Regions from separate parts of the Homo sapiens genome. Here region 1 is linked to region 2. A link is a contact called in ENCODE Hi-C or POLR2A ChIA-PET data. All regions are on one chromosome and are shown on one strand. Each heading gives the region's core, a stretch centred on a gene start or an enhancer-like site at or near the end of the contact. The rest is flanking DNA. Distances are from core to core; before and after follow the strand shown. Region 1 holds the start of PBX2 (PBX homeobox 2). Region 2 overlaps TSBP1-AS1 (TSBP1 and BTNL2 antisense RNA 1).

Region 1 (5,306 bases), core at 1,213-3,712, 81 kb after region 2:
AGGAACCCAGCTTCCTGCTCAGTACCCAGGCATCCAGCCCCCAGCTCACCCCCACCCCTTCCAGCCCCCACTCCCCTCAGGAACCCAAGGTTCCAGCCCTCCTCCCAAATCCCAGCCACCCCTCCCCCACCAGTTTCTCCCCTCTAGGGGATGGAGGCTGAGAGACCCCAGGAAGAAGAGGATGGTGAGCAGGTGAGCTGGGCACGGGGTTGGGGAGGCTGACACTGGGAAAGAAGGGAGGTGAGAGGACCTGGGGCAGAAATGTAGGGACACAGGGGCCTTGAAAGGCTTGGGCAAACTGAGGCAGGAACAGAGACACACAGAGAGGAAACGGGCCACTGGCCTAGCCCCCTGTCCACTCCTCCCGCTTCAACCACCACTGCTTGACTAGAATGGACATATTTTGGCATCAGGGCCCCCCTCAGGATGAGGAAGGCTGGCCCCCTCCAAACTCCACCACTCGGCCTTGGCGATCTGCTCCTCCATCCCCTCCTCCTCCAGGGACCCGCCACACAGGTACCCCTACCCACCCAGGGAGAGCCCCGACCCTAGTGCCCACATCCTGACCCCATTACCAAGGCCCACTCCATTGTGGGCCCTCTCCCCACCTCCTCCAGACTCCCCTTGGGATTCCCCATTGCACCCCCTCTCCTCTGATCCAAAGTCCCTAATCACGTCACCCTGTCCACACTCCCCCACGGCTCCTGTCTGCCAACCTCTCTGGGTCTCTGAGCCCTCCACACCCCTCTCCCCAGCCCTGGGACCCCGCTCGGCCTCCCTGCTCTCCCTGCAGACTGAACTCCTTCTGGACCTGGTGGCTGAAGCCCAGTCCCGCCGCCTGGAGGAGCAGAGGGCCACCTTCTACACCCCCCAAAACCCCTCAAGCCTAGCCCCTGCCCCACTCCGTCCTCTCGAGGACAGAGAACAGCTTTACAGCACTATCCTCAGTCACCAGGTAAGACATCCCCCCAGGAGGCAAACCCAGGCCTCCTGGTCTCTTGGCCCCTGTTCTCTTTGGGGCTCTACTCCTGTTTCTCCCTAGGCACCCCATCGCCTTCACAGGTTTCCTATATGCCTCCCCATACCAACCCTTGATCCTCTCAAGAACCTCCTCCTCTCAGACCCTCACCAAAGCTCTCCCTCTCCCTCCACTCCTCCAGTGCCAGCGGATGGAAGCCCAGCGGTCAGAGCCTCCCCTCCCTCCAGGGGGGCAAGAGCTCCTGGAGTTGCTGCTGAGAGTTCAGGGTGGGGGTCGAATGGAGGAGCAAAGGTCCCGGCCCCCCACACACACCTGCTGAGACTTGAGCCCCAACCAGCCCTTCCTTGCCACTGGTCTCAAAGCTGGGCAGCCCATTGCATGCCCTCAACTCTTGCTTGGCAGGGGTACCAGAGACTGAAAGACACGGCACAAATCTCAATATTCATCTCCCACATCACCTTCCCTGGGAACTGGACAGGGTGAAAGTCCTCAAACTCTGGGAACAGGCGAGATGGAACAGGGATTTAACTCCCCGCCCACAGGTCCATGGGAGCTTGAGGCAGTAAGGGGGATCCCAGGCACCCATCTCAAGGAGTGGCTGGGAGTCTTTTCCCTAACTTGTGGGGACACCACCAGTTGTCAAGCTACTAGGCAGTAGGGTCTGAGGGCTCAGGCCTCCACCTGAGAGGTTATAACCTGAGAGACAGCTCTACCCTTCCTCCCAGTAAGAAGGGAAGGTGGGTGGGCACCTGAGAGATTAAGACTATTCTCCCAGTCCCACTACCAGCACCCCCGATCCCTGAGACTGAGGGGTTTACGGGCTGTGAATGGACCTTCAGCCCTGCCCACCCTCCCTCCCCACTGCTGCTGAGTCTGTCTGATGTTTTGGTTGTGTGAATAAATATAATTCCCCTCTGGACTGCAGACTGGTATCTGGGGGGCCCAGGCGGGGTGAAAGGTAGGAAGGTGAGGCCAGAGGCCTTTTCTCTCCCCAGTCTGGCCAGAGGCCAGCTCCCCTCCCCGGCTGGTTAATTACTGGCTCATTAAGCAGCGGCTGGAGACCTCCCTAATTATCTCCCCCAGCCCCCCTCTTCGGTTTTAATTAAGTAGAACAGGGAGGGGAGTCATTAGAACAAGAAATATGAACTGAGCTGCCGGTGAACCCAGGCATTCCAGCGGCCTGAGTCCACATCGCTTAGATCCCTGATTCAGGACCCAGGTGACAGACGCCCCCAGCCGCCAACACAGCCCCACTCCTAGGCCGCGGAAGTCCAGCCAGGGGGCTTTCCCATATCTTTCAGATGGCCCGTCTCCTCCCCTCATCCCCTCTTCCCTCTCCCCTCCTCCACTAGGTCTCAGTTCCTCTGTTTCTGTGTCTCTCTCTCCGCCCCCAGCTCCTCCCTGTTCCTCCTCTCTTCTCCCCTCCTCTTCCTCTCCGGCTCCCCTCCCCCAGCCTCCCTCCCTCGCTCCCCCCCCTTCTCCCTCCTCCCTCCTCCCTCTCTCTCACACACACCCCCGCTTGGGCCTCCTCTCTCTCTCCGGCTCCATTTTCTCCGCCGCCGGGGGCCGGGGTCTCCTGTGGGGGGCCCAGCCGGTATCCCAGGTCTCCCTTCAGTGCCGGGGTGAACCCCCGGGGGAGCCGGGAGCCGGGGGCAGACGGGCGGGGGTTGGGGCGGAGGGAGCAGCGGCCCCAGCGAGTTTGGGGGGAGAAGTAACCAGGCGGGGGGAGGGGCGGAGCAGGGAGGGGGCCTCAGGGCCCCCCCCCAGCTATGGACGAACGGCTACTGGGGCCGCCCCCTCCAGGCGGGGGCCGGGGGGGCCTGGGATTGGTGAGTGGGGAGCCTGGGGGCCCTGGCGAGCCTCCCGGTGGCGGAGACCCCGGTGGGGGTAGCGGGGGGGTCCCGGGAGGCCGAGGGAAGCAAGACATCGGGGACATTCTGCAGCAGATAATGACCATCACCGACCAGAGCCTGGACGAGGCCCAGGCCAAGTGAGTGCCCCCACTCCGGGACCCCACACAGACCCAGCAAACCCCGTTCACATGTTCTGAATCTTCTGGGAGCCCCCCCCAACTCCAGGGCCCTCTCCAGGATCCAACAGCTCTCTTCTCTCCTTATTCCTGGGAGCCCATAGAAAAGTGATCCCTCTCAAACCTCCCTTCACCCCCAGGCCCTGAAACCTTCACAGAGGGAACCCCCGGTGGCCCGGCTCCCCACTCCTAACCTTTTGCCGACCCCTGCAGTCTCCTGGAACAGCCCCATCCCCGGGAGCCCCCTCTGGCTCCCAGACTAAGAAACTGTTCTTGGGCTACGTTATCTTCTCCCCTAACTCTCCACCCAGCCCCCTCATTCTCTCCAGATGTGGAGACCTCCACACCCTCTCCAGAGCCCCTAAAGCTCCTCTCCACTGCTCAGCCAGACACTAGGTGCATCAAAGCCTCCCACCTGCTCAGCCCCAGGACCCCTTCACACACCCTACACTGATCTCCCCAGTTAGCTCGGCACCCCCAGCCCCACTCTGCCACCTCAAACTCTGACTCTTCTCAACCCCAGCCTCTGTCTCTCTCCCTCTGAAACCTACCAAGTCACTTTCCTTTCTCCATCCACTCCCAGATTCCTCCTCCTACCTTTCTAGACCATCTCCCAAAGCCCGCAGCCTTTAACCTGCTGCCTGCATCTTCCCTGTGTCTCCCTGAAGCTGAGGAGCTTCCCCATGCTCTGGGAGCTGATCTTTTCCCAAGAACTCCTCATTCCACCCCCAACTCATTCCACCCCCAATCCGCTTCCTCCCTCCGCAGACTGACCCTCCTCCCTCCTTGTTCTCAGGCCCCCTGCTCTGTTTCTCTAGCTCCTCAACTTTTCTCTTTCCCCACTCCCACTCCTCCCAAGGAAACACGCCCTAAACTGCCACCGAATGAAGCCTGCTCTCTTTAGCGTCCTGTGTGAAATCAAGGAGAAAACTGGTATGTGGGCCCCCCCCGGATTGCTCAACTCTGGGAACAGAACCCTGTTCATTATAGGGCTAGAGTGTGACAACTTGGGGCCCTGAGGAAAGTAAGGAGTCAGGGGGACTGGGGAAGGAACCAAAGCCTGGGAACTTGGCTCTCCAGGAAGCACCAGGAGGACTGAGCACTGGGTATTGGGGTCTCTGGGTCCCTAAGTCCACTCGCCTGCATGCTAGGCCTCAGCATTCGGAGCTCCCAGGAGGAGGAGCCGGTGGACCCACAGCTGATGCGCTTGGACAACATGCTTCTGGCAGAGGGTGTGGCTGGGCCCGAGAAAGGGGGCGGCTCAGCAGCAGCAGCTGCAGCCGCTGCAGCCTCTGGTGGTGGTGTGTCCCCTGACAACTCCATCGAACACTCGGACTATCGCAGCAAACTTGCCCAGATCCGTCACATATACCACTCGGAGCTGGAGAAGTATGAGCAGGTAAGGAGAGGAGGCTTGGGTGGGTGGAGGGAAGGGCTCTTGCAGGGGAATCCCATGGTCAAAGGGCTCCTCCTCACCAGCCCACTGGCCCCCACTACAGGCATGTAATGAGTTCACGACCCATGTCATGAACCTGCTGAGGGAGCAGAGCCGCACCAGGCCCGTGGCCCCCAAAGAGATGGAACGCATGGTGAGCATCATCCATCGAAAGTTCAGCGCCATCCAGATGCAGCTGAAGCAGAGCACCTGCGAGGCTGTGATGATCCTGCGCTCCCGTTTCCTGGATGCCAGGTGGGCCCAGGGACCCCAGGCTGGCCCCCAGCACTGGGCTCCTTCCCATTCCTCTCCAAGACCCTGAGCTGCCATGCTGCACAACATGGTACTCCATGACAATGGTGACTCTGGGGTCATGCCATGTGACAGCCCTGCCAGGACATCAACATCCTCCTCACTGCTCTTCTCCCTCCTCTGTAGACGAAAGCGCCGTAACTTCAGCAAACAGGCCACTGAGGTCCTAAATGAGTATTTCTACTCCCACCTGAGTAACCCATATCCTAGTGAGGAGGCCAAGGAGGAGCTTGCCAAGAAGTGTGGCATCACCGTGTCTCAGGTATTATGGAGGTTGCGGGAGGAGTTGTCAGGCAAAGTGCACGCATCTCAGCTAGGTGCAGTGGTGTGTTCCTGTAATCCCAGCTACTAGGGAGGCTGAAGTGGGAGGATCACTTGAATTGGAGACCAGCCTGGGCAACAGCATAGTGAGACCAGGAAGCAAAAAAAAAAAAAATGCTGTCACTCACATCTTATTCAGTGAAGGACTTCAGAGGCAAATGTTTCTACCTGACCCTCCTTTCTGCCCCACAGGTCTCCAACTGGTTTGGCAACAAGAGGATTCGCTATAA
Region 2 (6,017 bases), core at 1,218-3,717:
GCAAATCAAGATGCCTGGGTCATCCCCACTTTTGCTGATTCTGAAAGATTTCTTTAGAAAAACCCTGATTCAGAGAAGCAGGAGTAAGGTGGTATCACACTGTGGTTTTGATTTGCATTTCCCTGATCCTTAGTGATGCTGAGCATTTCTTCATATGTTTGTTGGCCATTTGTATATCTTCTTTTGAGAATTGTCTGTTCATGTCCTTAGCTCAATTTTTGATGAGATTGTTTCTTTCTTTCTTGCTAATTTGCTTGAGTTTGTTGTAGATTCTGGATATTAGTCCTTTGTCAGATGTATAGATTGTGAAGATTTTCTCCCACTCTGTGGGTTGTCTGTTTACTCTGCTGACTATTCCCTTTGCCATGCAAAAGCTCTTAAATTAAGTCCCAGCTATTTATCTTTGTTTTTATTGCATTTGCTTTTGGTTCTTGGTCATGAAATCCTTGCCTAAGCCAATGTCTACAAGGGTTTTTCCAATGTTACCTTCTAGAATTTTTATAGTTTCAGGTCTTAGATTTAAGTCCTTAGTCCTTCTTGAGTTGATTTTTGTATAAGGTGAGAGATGAGGATCCAGTTTCATTCTCCTACATGTGGCTTGCCAATTATCCTAGCACCATTTGTTGAATAGGGTGTCCTTTACCCACTTTATGTTTTTGTTTTCTTTGTCAAAGATCAGCTGGCTGTAAGTATTTGGGTTTATTTCTGGGTTCTCTATTCTGTTCCATTGGTCTTTGTCCCTATTTTTATACCAGTACTATCCTGTTTTGGTGACTATGGCCTTACAGTATAGTTTGAAATCAGGTAATGTGATGCCTCCAGATTTGTTCTTTTCCCTTAGCCTTGCTTTGGCTATTTGGGCTCTTCTTTGGTTCCATATGAATTTTAGGATTTTTTTTTCTAGTTCTGTGAAGAATGATGCTGGTATTTATATGGGAATTGCATTGAATTTGTAGATTGCTTTTGGCAGTATGGTCATTTTCACAATATTGATTCTACCCATCCACGAGCATGGGGTGTGTTTCCATTTGTTTGTGTCATCTATGATTGTTTTCAGCAGTGTTTTGTAGTTTTCCTTGTAGAGGTCTTTCACCTCCTTGGTTAGGTATATTCCTAAGTTTTTTTGATTGTGTGATTTGTTTGTTTGTTTGTTGCAGCTATTGTAAAAAGTGGTTGAGTTCTTGATTTGATTCTCAGCTTGGTCACTGTTGGTGTACAGGAGAGCTACTGATTTGTGTACATTAATTTTGTATCCAGGAAATTTGCTGAATTATTTTATCAGTTCTAGGAGCTTCTTGGAGGAGTCTTCTGGGTTTTCCAGGTATACAATCATATCATCAGCAAACAGTGACAGTTTGACTTCCTCTTTACCAACTTGGATGCCTTTATTCTTTCTCTTGTCTGATTGCTCTGGCTAGGACTTCCAGTACTATGTTGAAGTGGTGAAAGTGGGCATCCTTGTCTTGTTCCAATTCTCAGAGGGAATGCTTTCAACTTTTCCCCATTCAGTATTATGTTGGCTGTGCGTTTATCATACATGGTTTTTATTACATTGAGGTATGTCCCTTGTAGGCTGATTTTGCTGAGAGTTTTAATCATAAAAGGATGCTGCATTTTGTCAAATGCTTTTTCTGTGTCTATTGAGATGATCATGTGATTTTTGTTTTTAATTGTTTATGTGGTGTATTACATTTATTGACGTGCATATGTTAGACCATCCCTGCATCCCTGCTATGAAACCCACTTGATCATGGTGGATTATCTTTTTGATATGTTGTTGGATTTGGTTAGCTGGTATCTTGTTAAGGATTTTTGCATCTATGTTCATCAGGGATATTGGTCTTCAGTTTTCTTTTTTGTTGTTGTTATGTTCTTTTGTTCTTTCCTGGCTTTGGTATTAGGATGATACTGGCTTCATAAAATGATTTAGGGAGGATTCCTTCTTTCTCTATCTTGTGGAATAGTGTCAATAGGATTGGTACCAATTCTTCTTTGAATGTCTGGTAGAACTCAGTTGTGAATCCGTCTGGCCCTGGACTTTTTTTTTTGTAATTTTTTTATTACCATTTCAATCTTGCTGCTTGTTATTGGTCTGTTCAGGGTATCTAATTCTTCCTGATTTAAGGTAGGAGGGTTTTCTCTTCCCAGGAATGTATCGATCTCCTCCAGGTTTTCTAGTTTATGCACATAAAGGTGTTCATAGTAGCCTCAAATGATCTTTTGTATTTCTGTGGTGTCAGTTGTACTATCTCCCATTTCATTTCTACTTGAGCTTCTTTGGATTTTCTCTCTTCTTGGTTAATCTTGCCAATGGTCTATCAAGTTTATTTATCTTTTCAAAGAACCAGCTTTTTGTTTCACTTCTGTATTTTTTTGTTTCAATTTCATTTAGCTCTGCTCTGATCTGGGTTATTTCCTTTCTTCTGCTGGCTTTGGGCTTGGTTCTTGTTTCTCTAGTTCCTTGAGGTGTGACCTTAGGTTGTCTATTTGTGCTCTTTCAGACTTCCTGATGTAGGCATATAGGGCTAAGAACTTTCCTCTTAGCACCGCCTTTGCTGTATCCCAGAGGTTTTTGTAGGTCATGTCACTATTGTTATTCAGCTTGAATAATTTTTTAATTTTCATCTTGATTTCATTGTTGACCCAATGATCATTCAGGAGCAGGTTATTTAATTTCCATGTATTTGCGTGGTTTTAAAGGTTCCTTTTGGAGCTGATTTCCAGTTTTATTTCACTGTGGTCTGAGACAGTGCTTAACATAATTTCAGTTTTCTTAAATTTATTGAGACTTGTTTTGTGCTCTATCATGTGGTCTATCCTGGAGAAAGTTCCATGTGCTGAAGAATTGAACGTATATTCTGCAGTTGTTGGGTAAAATGTTCTGTATATATCTGTTAAGTCTATTTGTTCCAGGGCATAGTTTAAATTCATTGTTTTTTTGTTGGCTTTCTGTCTTAATGATCTGTCTAGTGCTGTCAGTGGCGTATTAAAGTCCCCCACTAGTATTGTGTTGCTGTATATATCATTTCTTAGGTCTAGTAGTAATTGTTTTATAAATTTGGGAGCGCCAGTGTTAGGTGCATATATATTTAGGATTGTGATATTTTCCTGTTGGACAAGAAATGCCACATTTTAAAAATAAAAATTATCAAACTGGATTAAATGGCAATATAAATGTCAGTTGATAGGATAGTTAATACTATACTCAACAATGTAATGAAGAGTAAGAAAGGGCTGGGCTTTGTGGCTCATGCCTGTAGTCCCAGCACTTTGGGAGGCCCAAGGGAAGAGGGGCTGGCTCTCACTCCCCGCATCGCGGGGGGCGCCTGAGATAAGGTGGATCACCTGAGATAAGGAGTTCAGACCAGTCTGGCCAATATGGTAAAACCCCGTCTCAACTAAAAATACAAAAAAATTAGCTGGGTGTGGTGGCGGGCACCTGTAATCCCAGCTACTTCGGGAGGCTGAGGCAGAAGAATCGCTTGAACTCAGGAGACAGAGGTTGCAGTGAGTCGAAGTCACGCCATTGCACTCCAGCCCGGGCGACAAGAGCGAAACTCTGTCTCAAAAAAAAAAAGTAAGAAAGAACTCAAACTTATACGTAGTGATCATGACAATAAGGAATTTTGTCTGTGTGAGCTCTGAAAATTTTATAAAGTTTTTAAATATGGAGTTCATGCTTAGTGATTGAGTTATTTAATGTCAAATGATATCTAAGCATTTATTTTTAACATTTCATTAATCAAGTACACAATATGTATTTAAGGAATTATGATAAAGTAAACCAATCTTCTACCCATATCACTATACCTATTTGATTCATCAAAATTTGTCCTCCCTAAATTCCATGTTCTGCAATGTGTTTAGAAATAAATAGTAAGGCATGGCGCCACACACCTGTAATTCCAGCTACTCAGGAGGCAGGGCAGGAGGATCACTTGAGCCTGGGAGTTTGAAGCCAGCCTAGGCAATATAGTAAGACCCTGTCTCAAAAATTAATTAATTAATTAATTAATTAATAATAACAAGTGGTAGCCTTGCTCTTGGTCAAAACATTGACTTTGGGCTGGGCGCGGTGGCTCACGCCTGTAATCCCAGCACTTTGGGAGGCCGAGATGGGCGATCACAAGGTCAAGAGATTGAGATCATCCTGGCTAACACGGTGAAACCTTGTCTCTACTAAACATACAAAAAAATTAGCCGGGCGTGGTGGCAGGGGTCTTTGGTCCCAGCTACTCAGGAGGCTGAGGCAGGAGAATGGCGTGAACCCGGGAGGTTGAGCTTGCAGTGAGCTGAGATCGCACCACTGCATTCCAGCCTGGATGACAGAGCGAGACTCTGTCTCAAAAAAAAAAAATTTTTGGCAGGGCACAGTGTCTCACGCCTGTGATCCCAGCACTTTGGGAGGCCAAGGTGGGCAGATCACAAGATCAGGAGTTCGAGACCAGCCTGGCCAACATGGTGAAACCCCATCTCTACTAAAATACAAAAATTAGACGGGTGTGGTGGTGCACGCCTGTAATCCCAGCTACTTGGGAGGCTGAGGCAGAAGAATTGTTTGAACCCAGGAGGCAGAGGTTGCAGTGAGCCAAGATCACGCCATTGCACTCCAGCCTGGGCAAGAGAGCAAGACTCCATCTTAGGGGAAAAAAAAAAAAAAAAGATTGACTTTGGTTTATTATTTGATCGAGTTTTTTCCATTAGTACATTACTTATCTATTTATCAGTTACTGGATACAAAAGTTTCTGGAACTGAGTTCCTCACAATTGTTCCTCATAATTGTTTGGATGTAGTCCATTCCAAATAATAACTATCTATTTAAGTCTATTAAGTCTATTTTTTTAAAAAAAGAAAACACCCCTGAATAGCAAAATGACTAACGAAAAATAATAAAATTATCTGAGATTAGTCGTAGATTTTTATCAGCTAAAAACAGAAGGAACTTCCAAACCAACAAAGAGTAGATTAAACAAAGGCAAAAATAAAATGAGAGAATAGAAAATGAGATGAAAAAAGAAGAAAAATTATAGCAGCCAAGTTTAATGAGGTGCTTTGCCAATCACTGAAATGTGTCTGTCCAGCCTAAGAAAAGTTGAAAAGAAAAAAATGGGCCGGGTGGGGTGGCTCACGCCTGGAATCCCAGCACTTTGGGAGGCCAAGGCAGGCGGATCACGAGGTCAGGAGATCGAGACCATCCTGACTAACACAGTGAAACCCCATCTCTACTAAAAATACAAAAAAAAAAAAAAAAATTAGCCAGGCATGGTGGCAAGCACCTGTAGTCCCAGCTACATGACAGGCTGAGGCAGGAGAATGGCGTGAGCCTGGGAGGTGGAGCTTGCAGTGAGTCGAGACCACACCACTGCACTCCAGCCTGGGTGACAGAGCAAGACTCTGTCTCAAAAAAAAAAAAGAAAAAAAGAAATCAGATGCATATCAGTGAACTTTACACCTTTCAGATCTATTCAATGGTGGACTGAATGACTGTGGAAAGAAACATCTTCTTTATCATATGAAGTACCCTGTGGTCCAGTGGCAATTCTGATGAAACCACACTGCTTTGTAACTTATGGACATCTTCATACACTAAATAAGAAAAATTACATTAAAACTAACCACCATCCAATCACTTTTGACTAGGTGTTAAAAGGACTCACATTCTACCTTTTATCCATCCGACAAGCTCCTACTTATTTGCGATTCAGGTCAAATGTCATCTCATTTGTAAAGTCTTCCTAAACACCTACTAAGGGAGACTGCCCTCCACACAGTTCCCAAACCACTTTTATATACCTCAATTATTCTCTGTTTATACGTTTACCCGCTTTACTAGATTCTGTGCACCTGGAGGTGAGAAACCAGATGTTTTTCGTCTTTGTTTCTCCAGAGTTAAGCTTAGCTGGTTCATGAAAATCATTCAAAAATTACTGAAAGAATCTCAGTCTTAAGAGGAAAAAAGTAAACAACTATCATATACAGTAACAAACAGCTTAGGAACAAAATATTACAGGAGGAA

Evidence for each region. Hi-C counts contacts between places; a loop is a spot of excess contacts on that map. ChIA-PET counts read pairs that join two places held with the same protein, here RNA polymerase II (POLR2A). Pooled maps may share reads with other maps.
Region 1: a loop to region 2 is called in a pooled map, with 2.7 times the contacts of the local background. The contact joins the promoter of PBX2 here to the enhancer-like site in region 2. A Hi-C loop is called at or near these places in 1 of 168 maps with a recorded cell type or tissue (OCI-LY7), 4 of 37 single-sample maps with no recorded cell type and 6 of 50 pooled maps. POLR2A ChIA-PET finds 5 or more read pairs at or near these places in 7 of 52 experiments (B cell, CD4-positive, alpha-beta T cell, Caco-2 and 4 more).

Annotation. Positions count from the first base shown.
Region 1 is chr6:32,187,358-32,192,663 of GRCh38, reverse strand. It overlaps PBX2 (PBX homeobox 2), which reads left to right and starts at 2,462. Exons shown (of 9, transcript NM_002586.5): 1 at 2,462-2,969; 2 at 3,868-3,941; 3 at 4,160-4,407; 4 at 4,508-4,698; 5 at 4,882-5,017; 6 at 5,269-5,306. The coding sequence starts at 2,749. It overlaps GPSM3 (G protein signaling modulator 3), which reads left to right and starts at 21. Exons shown (of 4, transcript NM_001276501.2): 1 at 21-192; 2 at 414-516; 3 at 756-955; 4 at 1,161-1,898. The coding sequence starts at 151. The coding sequence ends at 1,298. RefSeq lists a silencer at 1,542-1,720 and enhancers at 2,107-2,675, 3,828-4,384.
Region 2 is chr6:32,268,026-32,274,042 of GRCh38, reverse strand. The region is part of intron 1 of TSBP1-AS1 (TSBP1 and BTNL2 antisense RNA 1); the gene reads right to left. Among named protein-coding and RNA genes, the nearest start is that of TSBP1-AS1, 16 kb to the right of the region's middle. Within about 2 kb of position 2,467, at least 3 of the 41 ENCODE cell types and tissues checked have a DNase peak (open chromatin) inside an H3K27ac peak, as active enhancers do; they include B cell and OCI-LY7, where a contact is called at or near this core.